Regions from separate parts of the Mus musculus genome. Here region 2 is linked to region 1. The links are chromatin loops, found by intact Hi-C in ENCODE. Cell type or tissue: heart. All regions are shown on one strand. Links, peaks and the distances in the headings refer to the core of each region. The heading gives the core; the rest is flanking DNA.

Region 1 (8,345 bases), core at 55-8,054:
TTGTGAAAAACAGAACAAGGACATTAGCTTTGAGTGTGCAAACCAGCTAGATAGGTGGCCCAGCAAGTCCCAGGGCTCCTTCTGTATGGGATCCTTCAGCCCTGAGATTCCAGTACTGAACAACTAGGCTTGGCCTGTATGTGGGTGCTGGCAACTGAACTTATGCCCTCAGGCATGTGAGGCACATCTCTGCACATGGTATCTTCTTTAAACACAATAAACATTGCATCTTTTTTTCAAGAGAGGTTAGGAAAGAAGGGAACAGCAGGAGAAAATTGAATAGAATTAGAAATATGATTTATTTAATATCCTATTTAATCCTCCATGGCATACAAATTGGAGATTATGACTTAATGTAATGTTAAGGCTTCCAACCATATTCAGATCAGATCAAAAGGTAAATATGACATAAACTCAGAATAACTATTTTTTTAATCATTTTGCTTTTCATTTTATAACTTAAACTAGAATAAATTACTTTGAACTGAAACTGAATATTAAAATTATGGCCAAAAGGGTTTACATGGTTTTTTAGAAGATATGAATTGACAGTTGTATTAATAGTGTGTTTCTCAGAGTGACATTGATCATTTTATGACATTGTGCTGGAGTATATTCATGGATCTTGCCACTGCCTGCATTGGACAGTATGAAAAACAGAAAAGAAACCAGAAAATAACACAAATTAGGTGTATTTTTAAAAGGTTTTGTAAGAAAATGTTTTATCACCTTTTAAGACTTTACAAGCAAGAAATCTAACCTTTTCTTAAGATTGAGTCTAATGTTCATTTCTTACATCACAGGTGTGGGTTAGACATTCAAGGCTACTGTGTTTATTTTTATACCAACTTTTATGTTTCTAAACAGCAGACCAGCATGTAAGATAAATGCTCTATAGAAATGACTGGCTCTCTCACTACCAGGGTATTACATATAAAGAGTTCTGTATTCACTATTATCAGGCACAAGAGAAAGCCCGCCCCAACATGACCTGCTGCACAAAATACCTTTTGTGACCAATTTCAGTGCTTGCTGAATCCTCAAGCCAGCCATTGACAAGTTTTCTTTTCCCACATACATAATTTATAAGTCATCTAATTAATATTTCATAAGTTAAACAGTTGTTCATATGAGTTACTTGCTTTCACAAATGGCAAAAATTAATTTCCCCCCAAATCTACTTGCATTGCATTTCTCTTTGCCCTAATGCAGAGCAGAGCAGAGGCTGCAGCCTTGAGGATCAGTCCTACAATGGCATCTCTCACTGCACAAAAGCTTGCACCCTGTGAACAAGCCTCAGACAAGAGCGCTTCAAGGAAACCCTATACCACATGATAGATAGATTCCCTGACCTTTTCCTCTGTCCTCATTACACAGAGCTCTGAACTGAGTCTCTGGCTCCATTTATAGAGCATTTGACAATGACTGATAGTTCTGTTTTCCTTGTCCTTACGTTTAAATGCTCTTGCTCTTACAGGGAGATTTGGAGAGGACAGAGAAAAGCTGAGAGGGGTAGGAACAAAAATATGTAAAAACCTCTATCTGGCAGATACCTATCTGGCTTGTTATCCCAGAACATGAGTGACTTTCAAATTCCTGTGCACAACAAAAAATTAAAACGATCACCCACTACAGCAAATTATTTTATATTTGGGCTCTTTTCTGGTCCCTCAGGTTGAGGGAGACTAGATCTCATCCTCTAGGCCTCACTGATGTTCTTTACCTGTGTATCAAGCATAGGACCAAAGCTTGGGATCAAAAGAGGGCAGCTATGAGAGTGCCTGTGTGATCTTGAGATTTATGCAGACACACAGTAGGTCTTATACAATGTGATTAGAAGGGACCAGGCCAAACCCAGGCACACAGAAAGTCTTATATAATATGACTAGAAAGGACCAAGTCGAACTCAATTCCTAGCTTTTCTCTCTGAAGCCACTAAATTAATATGGCTTCATATTAATTTAGTGTGTGTGTGTCTCTTGAATCTCTCTACTTCTTTTCTATAAAAAGCCATCCCTTGTCTGCAACCCTATAGGTAGAACAACAATATGAACTAACCAGTACCCCCAGAGCTCATATCTCTAGCTGCTTATGTTGCAGAAGATGTCGGCCATCATTGGGAAGAGAGGCCCCTTGGTCTTGCAAACTTTATATGCCCCAATACAGGGGAATGCCAGGGCCAAGAAGTGGGAGTGGGTGGGTAGGGGAGCAGGGCGAAGGGAGGGTAGAGGGAACTTTCGGGATAGGATTTGAAATGTATATAAAGAAAATATCTAATTTTTAAAAAAGCCATCCCTTAGACAAACTATCATCTTCTGCTCTGCCTTCACCAGATCGCCCATTCCTCTGGTCTGTTAGCGCACCTGTCACAATCCCAAAGCCATGTCTGTGTCCTCCTAAAACGTCACCCATTAGCTTCCCAGGACTCTTAGGATAGAATCGTAAATCCTCAACCTGGCTCAGAAGGCTGTGTGAACTGGCTTCAGATCGTATCTGAACATCGAGGCCCTGAAGTTCCTGCTTCACCCTCCACTGGTAATTAATTGCTCATCGCTCTACACCTGGATAGCTCTGAGGGAGAGCCTGGGCTTCAGAGTGACAATTAATTCTCAGGAAACTCTGCCCTCCTCAGTGGGAGTTGGCTGCTTTAATGACATATGCATCTACCTATTCTCTTATTCTCTCTCACCCACACTGCACAGTACTTACCGCACAGTACTTACTGCACAGTTCTCACCCCTTAGCCATGACTTGTCTGCTTTACACCCTAGATCTGATGCAACTTGTTCATGCTGAGGATACCAGGGCTTAGAACAGTGCTTGGCTCTTTAAGGTTGAAGGAAAAGGACAAAGGGAAAGGGGATACAGGGAAGAAGAGATGGGACAGATCACCCTAGAGAAACCAGAATCAAACTCTGCTAAAGAGAGGTCTTTCAGAAGTCCAAGTGGGTCAGGAAGTAAACTGGGTACTGGGAAAGCACCATCATGAGCTGTGATTTAGAAAACATTTGAACTGACTTGGTTATACACACTACAGACATCGTCTGACTTTCAACCTCCGTTGATAACAACATATAATCTGGATTCTCTTCAAAAGAATTTGGAACAAGCACTCCTTAATGGGCTTGACATTTTACAAGTGCTTGGGGGAGTCCTGCAATGCCTCCAGCACTGGGTGCAACACTGACTACAGGTCTGTGTACTCCTTTGCAGCTGCATGCCTGGGCTAGCAGACTCTTTCATCTCTCCTTTGTTGTATACGGTGACCCATGCATTACCCTAAATATAATTAAACCGCCATGTCTTCTTCTATATTGCCTCAACTGTACTCTGATGCACAACCCATTCACAAGCCTGCATATCTGAAGTCCATGCAGATGACTGGGGCTTTCTGCTTAGACAGTCACAAAATCAGGGTGTTAGGCAGGACACCCTGCTCTCTGAAGAGTCTGCAGGAAGGCACACTTCCATATGCAGGGCTGGCAGCATCTCTGTGCTGAGAGGACTCACATCAGCATTTCCTGGTTAGCCCATACTTCTTGCCATAAGGCCCTCTCCATCTGCAAATCTGCAAAGTCCCATCAAGTCCTCTTTACTCTTAGATGTCCTCTGACTTCCTCTTCAGCCACCAAAAATAGAACTGTGCCTTGAAAGGGCACACGTGACAGGGTTGGGCCCATTTGTAACCTTCTGGTTTTAAGGTCAACAGGTTATAACATGCTTATGTCTGCAAAATTTCTGCCTTGCAACATATTTAACCACAAAGTAAACTCTCAAAGATAATAGGAGCATGTTAGAAATTTGCCACTGGAAGTAGAGGTGGTTTTTTTTAAAACTCTTCACACTATAGAAAATTTTTAAGAAGTATCATCTTGTTAATAAACAAGATACTCTCTTCTTGCTGTTTTGGCTTTGGAGGAGTATCCTAGGGCCTGCTCTCCCTTCTGTGGGCTAATACAGAAACGCTATTCTTTGTTTTATTGAAGAGAGTCATCCTCTCTAATTTATACTGTTGGATATGGAAAAGGATCCTAAGATAGGCTTAATTTTCTGTTGAATTCTAAGTATGGTTCTGCTTAAAGTTAATTGGTCAGAATTACCTGTAGGTTTTCAAAATTAATTTTTCTCTTCTTCTATGTACTTTTAGTAGTCTTTGCCAGAACCCTAGTCTTAAGTACAATACCTACACCCTACAATTTTCTATTTTTTAAATACTATATTGCCATCTTGATATAATCATTCAGATAAACATTTTATATATATATATATATATATATATATATATATATATATATATATATACATACACTTCTGTGGTTTGAATATGTTTGACCCCCATATAGATTCATGTGTGTTTGAATGCTTGGCCCATAGAGAGTTGTACTATTAGGAGTATGGCCTTATGGGAAGTTTGTTAGAGGAAGTTTGTCACTGTGGAGGTGGGGCTTTAAGATTTTAAATGTTCAAGCTACATCCTGTATGGAATCAAGTCTCCTCCTGGCTGACTTTGGGTCAAGATGTAGGACTTTAAGCTCCTCTAGAACCATGTCTGCCTGCAGGCTTTCTGCTATGATAATAATAAACTGAGCTTCTGAAGCTGTAAGTCAGCCCCAATTTAATGGTTCCCTCTATAAGGGTTGCCTGGGTCATGGTATTTCTTCACAGCAATGGAAACCCTGACTAAGACTCTTTATATTTCACACATCCTAAGCTGCTCTCATATAGGATCTGGTGATAACATCACTAGCTTCTTTAACCAGAAGCATGAAAATCATTTCTATTTTCTACTTCCCCCATTTTGTCAAAATTCCATCAGCAAATCTTGTTGCCCAACTGCTAAATTTATTTCAAGTATATATTTCTATGTAATATTCTGTTTCCGAATAACATGCTTATATTATCACTTTTTGGCAGTTGCTGATTAGGAAATCTGAGTAAAGACATCATGAGAATGGAAGAACTGTCCCTGTCCCTACCTGCTGAAACACTCAGAAGAGGGGGCCCTGCACCTCACCTGGGCAACAGTGTAGAGCTGGCCCTGGTTGTGGGTGAGCCATCCTGAGGGCATAAAAGCAAGAGAGCTGGCCCAGCCCCTTGTCTGCTGCAATACTTGGGAGGGCAGGTCCTGCACCTTACCTGGGCAGCACAGTAGATCTGGTCTTGATGGTGTGCATATGAATGAGCCAGAACATAGGGCATGAAAGCAGGAGAGCTGCCTTTGGATCATTCCGGCTGAGGCAAGGGCAAGGCAGGAGAGTTTGCTATGATGGTGTGGGTGTAGGGGCCATGGCCAACTCGGATACTACTCAGACCCAGATCCATGTCTTACCCCATCAATGAACTGCTGGAGTAAGTACAAGAGCCAGCCCTACAGATCCAAAGCTATAGGATTTCCATGACAGAGAGCAGCAACAATATATCTAAGAGGAGTCCCAGTGAGGTTCCAGTATTGATAGTGTAGCAGAAGCCAAAGGCCTGGTACCAGATCAATGACTCATTGCAATGAACATTTGCAAGCAAAGAAATGTGGACAAAAATATATAGTTTGAGATGCACTGTGACACTACAGCTTCCACAATGAGTTGGGTTTTTTTTTTTCTTTTTTGTTGGGGAGGTTACAAGGGTAGAGGGTAGGTATGGAGGGGGGTGGGGATAGGTGAGATTGGGGTGCATGATGTAAAATTCACAAAGAACCAATCAAAAGTTTCTTAGATGTCTGAGTAATTATTATCAGCAATCATTAATAACACAATTGCATGTATACCCATAATCAGATATTATATTATCCTGGATATAGACACTTGTTAGAAATAATAATCAACCCAACATGAACCAATTAAGCCTGAATAAATATAAATATTTCCATAGATCTGAATAAGTAGAAATTTATCTATATGATAAAAGCTATTAGTAATAGACTGGAATGTTGGAATGCAAGATGCCTCAAGTGGTCTGGGAAGTTCTGCAAAGCATGCAGGAGAAGTTTGAAGGAGATGGAGGATGTGTGTTGTGGAAAAGAGTAGGACTTGAAGAACCTGAGAATCAGTGGTGTCTGGGAAAGGACTCCATGTAGACAACTGGGAAGAGGCCACACCTCACAAGCCCTAGCAGGGTATCTTAAGGAGCAACAGGAATATTTTGAAGGTGGAAAGAATGCAAAAACTAGTGTATGGACAGATTGCTTGGACTCCCATTTGATAGACAAGGGATTAAAATGTCATATAATGCCATAACCTGGTAGTATCTCCATCCAGTGGAGGATAAGCTGGCTTACAGAGGTATGTCACATGCGTACAAATGAGAGATGAAGTCTCTGGGATGATCTCTAGTCACACACTCACTGGAGCAGAGTTCTACACACGTATGACTAGAGCAGAAGCTTGGCTCTTTTGTGAATGAGTTCATTAATCTAGGCCTATGAATGCTTGTTGAGTAACAGTTACAGGCACAAAGGATAAAACCTTGTGAGAGATAAAGACTCTCTTCTGTCTTACATTTTAGTGAATGAAAACTAACAGATTAACAATCTAGCTACCTAAGTATTGATAATGAAACAACGGTAGCAGAGAAACTGTTTGGTGGTAACAAGGAAAACATTCACAAAATCAGAATGATACAAAGAAACTAGCAGAAGAGTTTCCAGGCATAGGACAAAAATTTGAAATGGAATGGTAGCTTATTTGAGGAACTCAAAACCCTCCAGGTGGCAGGGTTTCAGGGAGAAATGTTGGATGTGTTTGGAGAGAGCATTGGCATGCAGAGTCTGAGTGGCCTTGTAGCCCAGGGTTTCCAGTTCATCAAGATTGGAAGAGAGTCTCTGGGGAGGTTAGGCAAAAGTCAGAGTGAACAAGACCCAGTCTGACTTCAGTTTGACATGATTGCTATCTGCTGGAAAGAAGCTGGCTAGAAAGAGCAGCGGCAGCTTAAAAAGACCTCACACACACAGAGAGGGTTAGAGAGAAGGTGACCATGGTGGAATTGGAAAGAAGTGAATATTTTGAACAGATTGGCACTTTTGTAAAGACAATGTCAAGTATACATAATTCCGAGAAGGGAGATGGAAGCCTTTTAAAACTCATCACCTGTATTTATCAATTATCAACGCACTGACAGCTTTACTTCTTCCTTATACCACTGTCTTCTTCATAATACTAATATTATTATGATCATTATTATTACTGTTATTATTATGGCTTGGATATGAAGTTTTCTCCCAAAAGGTAAATGTGTTGAAGGATCAGTACCAAATGCAGCAACATTGAGTGGTCATCCCTAGATCATAACAGCTGTGACTTCATCGATGGGCTACTCCAATTGATGGAATGATAATCTGATAGCATGATTGGAAGCTGACCACTATATGAAAAGGTAATACATAGTTGGAGGAAGTGGGTTACTAGAGGTATGTCCTAGAACAGTATTCATATTATCTCTGTGTCTCTCTGTCTGTCTCTATCCCTCTATCTCTGTCTTTCTCTTCCTCCCTCTCTCCTTCCTGGCTATAATAAACTGACCACCTTCCTGGGTACAGTAAGTTGGCCACCACTGTGGTGTTTTGATGTGCACCAGATCCAAACAATGGAGCCAGCTAACCATAGACAGAAATCCTCTGAAACTGAGCTAAAAATAGATCTTTTATCCTTTAAATTGAATTTTGTCACACACACACACACACACACACACACAACAAATAATACAACCGACACTCGATTGTGTCCAGTAATCACCATAACTGGCACATTTAAAATTCAATGCATATGTATAGAACAAAACAGTGAGTGAAGGAATGAAGGAATCAATGAATGAGTTCTTAAACCACGACCTAGCAAATACTCTGCCTTCAAAAAATATTCTGGAAGAAAATGGTGGTAGCTCTCTCAACATTAAAGCAAAGTATCCGATGAAAGAGAACGTCCAACCTGATCCCTGAAGTTGTCAGTTGTCTCAAATCGGTGAAGACATTTCTTTCACGCCTACCGTGGCGATCTCAGTCTGAGTGCTTTGCTGTAGACTTCCAGGTTGCTATTAAATTACATCCTATATTTTTCTTTCTGTATTTTTCTTTCGGTCTGGTAATCTAGAAAACCTCCTCATTGGCTAATATCTGGCTTTTAAGAGTTTTAGACCTTACCCTGAACTCCACTTGAGCATGCGCAGCTCTCGCTTTGCAGCTCACAACAATGGGATGATGGGATGGAGGTCTGGGCGATTAGTCTGCGTTTCTTTTGCAGAGTGTGCGCTCAACAAATCTTTCTGGGCCCTGAAGCACCGGGCCAATCAGGACCCCAGGCTGGTAGATTTAATGCCATTCCTTTCTTTATGCCTCTCATTCAGGCAGCTCAACT
Region 2 (8,345 bases), core at 264-8,263, 58 kb after region 1:
GTGTGTGTGTGTGTGTGTGTGTGAGAGAGAGAGAGAGAGAGAGAGAGAGAGAGAGAGATTAGCTTTTTGCACAGAATCTTTCCCACCTGTTCACTTTTCTTGAACACTTGGATAATCAGATAGATAAAGTTTGAGCTAATTTGTGAGTCTCTTTGAAATCTGTGATTGTGGTGTGAAGAAGCCGTTTATGGATTCTCAGAGCGACTTGTATATGCAATTCCATGAATACTTCTCAGCCCCTATTATTGGGTAAACTTGTTCTTTTGGAACCTTGGCTTTACTCTTCTTTTTAACCCTCTACCTATTTTGCCTCGGCCTTCTTCCCTAGTCTACCCATACTCATCGGTTTTTCCAGAATGTTGCCTTTGATATATGTCCAATGTACTCCTCTGGATTCTTGCCAACCAGTTTCCTTCATTATCCAGAGAGCATATAGTTTATTTTCTCCATGAGCTTCCCTACTGGGTAGGTCTTCTTCGTCGACCTTTCTGGACACTTTTAAGATACTCACACCTCTCTCTTGCTCAATGGGTGGAAATTCAAGCGTGATACTGTAGTTCTGACCAACTTCCCCATGGCTGACAAGGTCATGGGACCCAGAGCGGAACCTGATAAGGCTCTTTCTAGACCAGTATTATTTCTGAATACTTGTCCTGATGCCCACAGATAAATGTTCTCATCTCTCACCAAAGAAGCTTCTTTGCAGCAGATGGAGACCATTACAGAAATACCAATCATGTTCTAATTTATTATTTTCCTTTTCCTGACTAGATTTTTAAAAGTTTTGTGTAATATGTTTAGATAATATTCATCCCCCTCTCCAACTTCCTGAATCCATTCCACTTCCCTACCTATTTAATCTTGTGTCCTTATTTTTTAAACCCTTCAAGACTAATTTATGCTGCCCAAATATTCTTAGATCTGTGATCTTCCAATGGAGGATGATTGATTTATGAGTGGCTACACCCTTAGAGAAAACTGTCTCCCCCTCTCCCAGCACCTAATAACTGCCCTCAGTCCCATGGTGTGCCCAACTCCTCTGTCCATCCTGGGATTCAGGCTGGCTTGTGTTTGCATGCTTTCAGAACCACTGTGAGCTCATATGTGCAGCTGCCCTGCTATGTCCAGAAAATGTCTTCTTGTTATCTAATACTTCTTGCTCTTGCATTCATTTTACCGCTATCCTTCAGTGATCCCCAAGCCTGGGGGTGGAAGGCAGTATATTTGCTTCCTTTAAGCCTGAGCATTCTGCAGTCTCTTATTTTCTGCACTGTAACAAATCTTGTTGAAAAAAATGTAGAGCAGCAGGAATACTCATCCATCAGTAGGGGTTCAAAACAGCACATTGATCAACCATTGGACGGTTTCATATAAAACTAACCATACTCTCCAAACATAATCCAGTAATGCTGCTTAACACACACACAAAACAATCAATCCTGGATGTTTACAACTTTATCTTCTTTAGCAACTGAACATGTTAAGTTCGGTTTGGGGCTGATGAGAAAATTTAGTAGTTAAGAGCACTAACTGTTCTTTAAAAGCACCTGAGTTCCCTTTCCAGGACCCACACAGAGCTTCATAAAACCATCTGTAACTCCGGGTCCAGGAGATCCAATGATCTCTCTGTCTTCTGTAGGCACTAGGCACACATGTGGTGCATATACACCCATGCCAGTATTCATACGAAGAGAAGAGAAGAGAAGAGAAGAGAAGAGAAGAGAAGAGAAGAGAAGAGAAGAGAAGAGAAGAGAAGAGAAGAGAAGAGAAGAGAGGGGAGGGGGAGGGGAGGGGGAGGGGAGGGGGAGGGAGAGGGATTAAGGTGTGGTAGGTGGGTTTATTATTATAATGCAAACAAATGAAATATCAAACCATGAAAATACACGAGGGAAGCTTAAATGTATGTTTATAATGGAAAAAGATCAATATCTAGAAAATCTGACTATTATATGGTATTCAGAAAATGCTAAAATTGTAGAGTCAGGATGGTTGCCAGAATAAAGAGTAAAGAGCAGACAATGCAGAGAGAATATTTAGTGTGGCAAAGTAACTCTATTTAACAGTACAATGACAGATGCTATGGGACTAGGATTAAAGGCTTTTTACACGGAAGGAATATTAATACCAAAGATATAAGTTTCAGGACAATGAAAATGGCTTTTCAAAGGATTCTCACTAGCAACCTGAAAAGGAGGTGGAACAGTATCCACAAGTCTTTGAGGGAAATAAGAGAATGTTCACAGGAGGGCTGGTTTGGGGACTGTGTACAGAAGTCAGTACTTCCAATGAGTCTGCACCAGACAGTCTGGTATTTTGACAATGACCAGAAATGACAATCTTATGAGGGCTTATTCATGTCTTAAGGGGAAAATGCTCCAGGAATGTAGAGCAAAGGGCACATCGTGGACTTAGAAGAAGAACAGTGATAAAGCAAGATGAAGACACCAAAGGCAGCAGCCTTGAATAAATGCATACAATACATGCATTCAAACCCACAGGATGTACCCAGAGTGAACCCTGGACTCCAGCTACACTCTACACCTCTTCTCAAGGTTGGCTTAGCTTTTTGTGATACGCATAAGATTTCTTCATGCAGCAGGAAAGCAGGTTTCTGAGCTAGATGGTGCACAGTGCTGTGTTGGCACCTCTGAACATTGCTACTTCTATCTTGGTACATCATAATGCTGTGATCAGAGTGGTATATGACCTACAAAATAAATGTAGTTATGTGGGACAGGAAGCTCAAGTCCAAGACATTGGCAGATTCATTGTCTGAAGTGGGCATTTTTCAAATCCACAAGCTTCAGTATATTCTCTGTCTTCACACAGTGAGAGGAGACAACCCCGACTCCTCAGTCACCCATAAGGTGTCAATCTCATTCTAGTGAACTCCCCCTCATGACCTAATCCCCTCACAAAGGCCTCACCATGAAATGTGACCACACTGGAGAGTGATGTTTCAATATATGACTTTGGTAAGGAGTAAAAATCCAGTGCATCGTAGTTTTTACCATCCAGAGGGACTTACACTCTGTTTGTTAAAATACATGTTTAAGGCCCAGGGAAAAGAACCCATTGGTTTATCTTGGTCCTGGTGATGAACATGGATAAACTGCTGTATTGTGGAGAATTGGCCTAACTGCTGAGAAGTTTACTCTGAGCCCAACACTGAGGTCAGGAAAGAGGGGATAGGCATCTTCTATGTTCTATGGTATCTATGTGAATTGCAGACATTCCAAGGAGGATGAAAGATGGAAATCCCACTAGAGTATGCTTCTGTCTCACCACTCAACTGCAAGGTTCTGACACAGTAGACTGACCCCTCCCCTACATTACCAGAAAAAAATGAAACTCATTCTTTGTCTTGCACACAGCATCTCTCATTAACTATTTGTCATTATTGCTTCTTTTAGGAAGTGTTTCCTCTTTGGTTTATATGATGTCACTCAGCACTAATAATCTCATACCTGGTAATTCCTGCATGTGATGGTTTGTATATCCTTGGACCAGTGAGTGGCACCATCTGAAGGTGTGGTCTTGTTGGAATAGGTGTGACCTGGTTGGAATGGGTGTGTCACTGTGGGTGTGGGCATAAAAGATCCTCATCTTAGTTGCCTGGAAGTCAGTCTTCCACTAGCAGCCTTTGGATGAAGACATAGAACTCTCAGCTCCTCCTGTGCCATGCCTGCCTGGATACTGTCATGCTCCCATCTTGATGATAATAGACTGAACCTCTGAACCTGTAAGCCAGCCCCAATTAAATGTTGTTTTTTATAAGAGTTGCCTTGGTCATGGTGTCTGTTCAGAGCAATAAAACCCTAACTAAGACACTGCCTATCATAAATTCATCCTGTTCCTCTTTCCCAAGGTTTCTATGTAATATAAAATCCCCTCATTTATGGCAATAGCTTATTGCAACTTGCTCTGCTTCTATACTTTGTCTCCTAATTGATTGATATGGTCAACACCGGGAAACACCAAGAGGCAAGATCACAGTGAATAGTTACATGTAGCTCACCACAAGATATTCAGATCTTCAAGATCAGCACCTCATGTGGCCTGAATTTCAGTCCCATTGTTGGTCCTTCTTTGATCTCTCACCTCTCTGCAGTCCCTGACAGAAATCTACAAGTCTGTGTCTCTTCGCTGAGAAAAGACACTCTTTGCTTCTCGTCTGGTCTTTATTTTCTTTTGGGAGTTTTTGTCTAACTAACTCAATATTCCTTTGAGGTTTGGTTCAGCATGAATATGTTATTCAACACATGGTCTCGGGGTGGATAAAAAAACTATATTTAGGGCTAAAAATTAAGCTATATTTTGCTTCTAGAAGTTCGTTCTAATCGTCCCCAGATGCATTTATAAAGATGTATACAATTAAAATCAGGAAAGAATAATAAGTTTATAGTGTAGGGCTAGCAGAACACTTGTCTAGCATGCAGAAGACTCTAATTGTAATCCCTACTACAGGAAAAAATAGTGATGCCACAGATTAGATGAAAATAATAAAGTAGAATCTCTGTTGGCATTCACCATGCAGAAATAGCTCTTGCAAATTAATAGTGAAAGGATTATGACCACAGATGAAAACAATCTTTAAAGGTCAAAGGTACATATGGATTTATCTTTTAAATCTAATAGGAGCTGAAGAGACAGCTCAGTAGTTAGCTTAGTAGTTAAGAGCACTTGTTTCCCTTGCAAAAGTCCAAGATTGAGTTCCCGGCACCCACATGTTTTCTGACAGCCATCTGTAACTCCAGTTCCAGGGAATTGCAACCTCCCACTTCTGACAGCCAAGGGTACCAGGTATGCATGTGGTGCATAGATACTCCCACAATTAAATTATTTCTTACCTCTAAATATGTAGTGTGGTCAGGTGGTGGCAAAGACCTTTCAATTCCAGCCACTGAGGAGGCTGAGTCAGAGGGATCACAAACACAAGGCCCACCAAATCTACAGAGTGAGTTCAAGGCCAGCCACAGCATGTTCCTGAGAGCATTTTTCAAAATCAGTTCTCTCCAATAGAGTGTCACTGGGTACGTCAACAAGTCCAGGGCAGATGCGGCTCCACAGCTTCTTATGTGTGCTTTTATTTGGTTACAGTTTGGTGGGTTTGTTTCTGCCCCCTCCCCAGAGGTTGTGATTTTATTTTGTTTCATTGGTTTGAGGGGGACGTTGTTGTATTGGGTTTTTGTTTGTTTATTGAGAAAGTAGATAAAATTGGATGGGTAGGGATGAAGAGAGGATCTGGACAAAGCTAGAGGAAGGGAATAATATGATCAAAATTTATTTAAATTTAAGAATTCTTTTGATAAGAATATAAAATTTAAATTCTTAAATTTGAATTGTTTGATAATAATAAAAATGAAAATAAGTAAACAAGGATATTTGGAGGTTCATCTGTCTGGAAAGTTCTGTCTGGAAGATTCTGCCTATTATAACTGGAGTGGTTCAGGCTTGAGTACAAACTCCTTTGAGTACAGCTTTCGACTTGTAGCTTAGTGGGCTTGAGGCTCGTGATTGTCATGATTGCTATTACCACACAGCAGTTCTTCTTCTATCCCAAGTGCTGGGATTAAAGGCGTGTGCCACCACCGCCTAGCTACACCAGTCCTTCTAATAAGGCACCCATATGAACACCCACTTCACAGTTTTTCAGTTGTTATTTTCAGAGTCATGATCAAATGCTAACTGTAGTGAAATATCTATCCCATTATTCAGGAAAGCTCACCTAACTGCACGAGGGCCTTTAAGGAATGTGTTTAAATTGTGTTCTTCATCTCGTATTCTGACAGAACTTCATTATTATTATTATTATTATTATTATTATTATTATTATTATTATTATTACCATCATCAAGTCAATACTGGCTTTAAAGAACCATTTCTCACCCTTGCAAGTATGGAATTATCCATTTGTACAAATTCAAACTGCCTTTTTTTTTTTTTTAATAGAAATAGCAATGGCCATGTAACAAGGGAGCAGAGGGAGGGAGGGCGTACTAACTGCTTTAAATACATCACTAAGAACGTCAGAGCATTTCCTTGCCATTCACCCAGCTATCTCTAGGGAAACACGAGCTCTGTGACACACTTACTTAAATTCCTGTCATTGTACTCTGTGTGTCAGTCTCTGCAGACTCAGGCTTACAGTCTATAGCCAGGGTTATCATCCACTGGGACACATGCTGCCACTGTCATACGGCTAATATCAATGACTTCTTTCCCCTTAGAACAGAAGAGACAAGAGATGTATGAACTCAGCAATAAATCAGAGTGAACCCAAACAACCTAGCGGTGGAACAAATCCTAGCTGGAAAACCAGAAATTTCCAAAGGAAACAATATTAAATATAAACCCTTTCCTATGTGTTGATAGCTGTATTTGTTTCAAATCTCTAAGTCATTGAAAGTGATGACATATCTCACTTTAGAACATGCCAAATGCATCATTTCCTTCCCCTTGCCTACATCCCGCCCCCCATACACACAGTGAAGAAAAAGTTGAAGACAGCGTTCTCCAAGATTACACTCTGGAACTTTAGTTTGGTTTATCTGAATGAAGGTGTCTCCTCTATTCCATTCAACAGTGCTTTCTCTGTGAGAATTCTGCATCTGAATTCTGTTGATAGCTCTACATATAAAAGACAGATATTGGACGTCATGCAAGTCTTGTCTTAACCAGTAGTGATTTGGTCATGTGTCAGGATTCATGCATCTTACTTTCATGAGAAATAATGGATTGCACCAGTTAGTAGGAAAACCTGGCCTTCACAGTCTGATGATTCCACATGTGAATAGAAACTGATCCTGACTCTGACGCCTCTACCTGGTGGGCAGCATGCTTTGGAGTATTTTCTTAAAGGTTGAGAGTAAATGTATAGGAAAATAACTGACAGAAACAGACCTTTCGTGGGATGCTTTTATTAATATCTTTAGAAGGTGGGCTCTGCTAATTATTTGCAGTAGCCGCAGGTGCCAGGTACTTCAAGATCTGTCTGTGTTCTTAATTCTGCCTCCTGAGCTAACTTGAGGTTCCCCAAGTATGACTAAGGGAGTCTATATTGTATAGGTCTCTTATCTGCAAGTCTCTTTCTACAGAGCCCTGTTCAGATGTCTGCTGATGCCGGTCATTGGATGTCAGCACTACCTTTCTTTCTAGATTCTTTTGTGAGACATTATGCCATGATCTCACATCTCATATGTGTCTGAAGCCACCTGCTAACTTTTCAGCTCACCAAGTCATTTTCTGATAGTAAGAATAAGATCGATGATAGCAAACCCTTTGTAAATGGTTAGAGCTCAAACCAAAATCCACATAACAGTCTTGGCAGTCAATATGCTTATTAGTTTTAATATAAAAAAAATCACTAGCAACTACCTTAACATTATTTGTATGTGTATGCACATGTGTTTTCATTTTTAACAAGATCAATTTCAAAAGTAAAAATTTGCTATGCAAATAGTCAATAAATCTGTAACCGATGGGAGGAAGATGTCACTACAGGGACAGGGCTTCTACTTTCAAATAACATTCTAAGTTAAAAGACATTGTGGTCAAAGTTTTATCCAAACATCCATGAAGCTATCCAACAGCTCCATCTCTTAGAAGGTTTAGTAGTTGTAAGTTTCCCTATCAAAAAAAGCAATTACCTATAATTCTTTCATTCTGTACCATGGGCAGCTATAGCAAAAGTCCTTTGTTACTTGCTTTGTAACCCAGTCTCACAACTTAGTAAATAGGAGAAACCCATCCTAGCTTCCAGGACTGGCTCCCAATAAGTAAGTAAGACATGTTGATTCTCTAACACCCAGGCACAGGGACTAACTTACTATTCACTAAAATGTGCCCTGACTCTTGCTCCTATTGCTTCTGCTACCTAAAGCAGTGCCTTCCCAGACCCTCTTCCTCTCTAATAATAATCTACTCAACCTTGAGAGTTTCCATCACTGACCTAGACAGTTTTCTTGTTACATACTTACCGCATCTGCTCTTCATCAAAATTTACGCATACCTAATTTACCTTAGCCTGTGAGTGCCAATTTCTTTTAAGCTTAGACATTGTGCTCTATACATTGTAAACATTTGTCAGTCTGACTCATGGAGGGAAAAGGCTAAGCCTGTCCCAGGAGCTGTGAATTACTAAAATTCATTGAGTTACATAATCACAGCATTAGCAAGAGCCACATACATCCAGAGTGACATATTAGACCCATTAGGAAGTAGAAGCCATTAATAATGAGGTTCTTACCTTACATTGGCTCAAAATCCAAGGAAAATTGCCCACTAACATCCTTTAAGTGGCATTCCCCTTGGACAAGCACTGCTACAGTCAGACTGATTGGTCA

Evidence for each region. Peaks named below come from ENCODE experiments on the same cell type or tissue, not always from the same donor. Only the 100,000 strongest peaks of a DNase experiment are listed, where the experiment ranks them.
Region 2: a loop joins it to region 1, with 2.2 times the contacts of the local background. A loop is called at or near these places in 2 of 42 quality-filtered maps.

Annotation. Positions count from the first base shown.
Region 1 is chr14:103,941,196-103,949,540 of GRCm38, reverse strand. No RefSeq gene overlaps it. Among named protein-coding and RNA genes, the nearest start is that of 4930518C04Rik, 47 kb to the right of the region's middle. In heart, for the core only: no CTCF peak of the experiment used is centred there; a DNase peak (open chromatin) is centred at 3,550.
Region 2 is chr14:103,883,199-103,891,543 of GRCm38, reverse strand. No RefSeq gene overlaps it. Among named protein-coding and RNA genes, the nearest start is that of 4930518C04Rik, 11 kb to the left of the region's middle. In heart, for the core only: no CTCF peak of the experiment used is centred there; no DNase peak of the experiment used is centred there.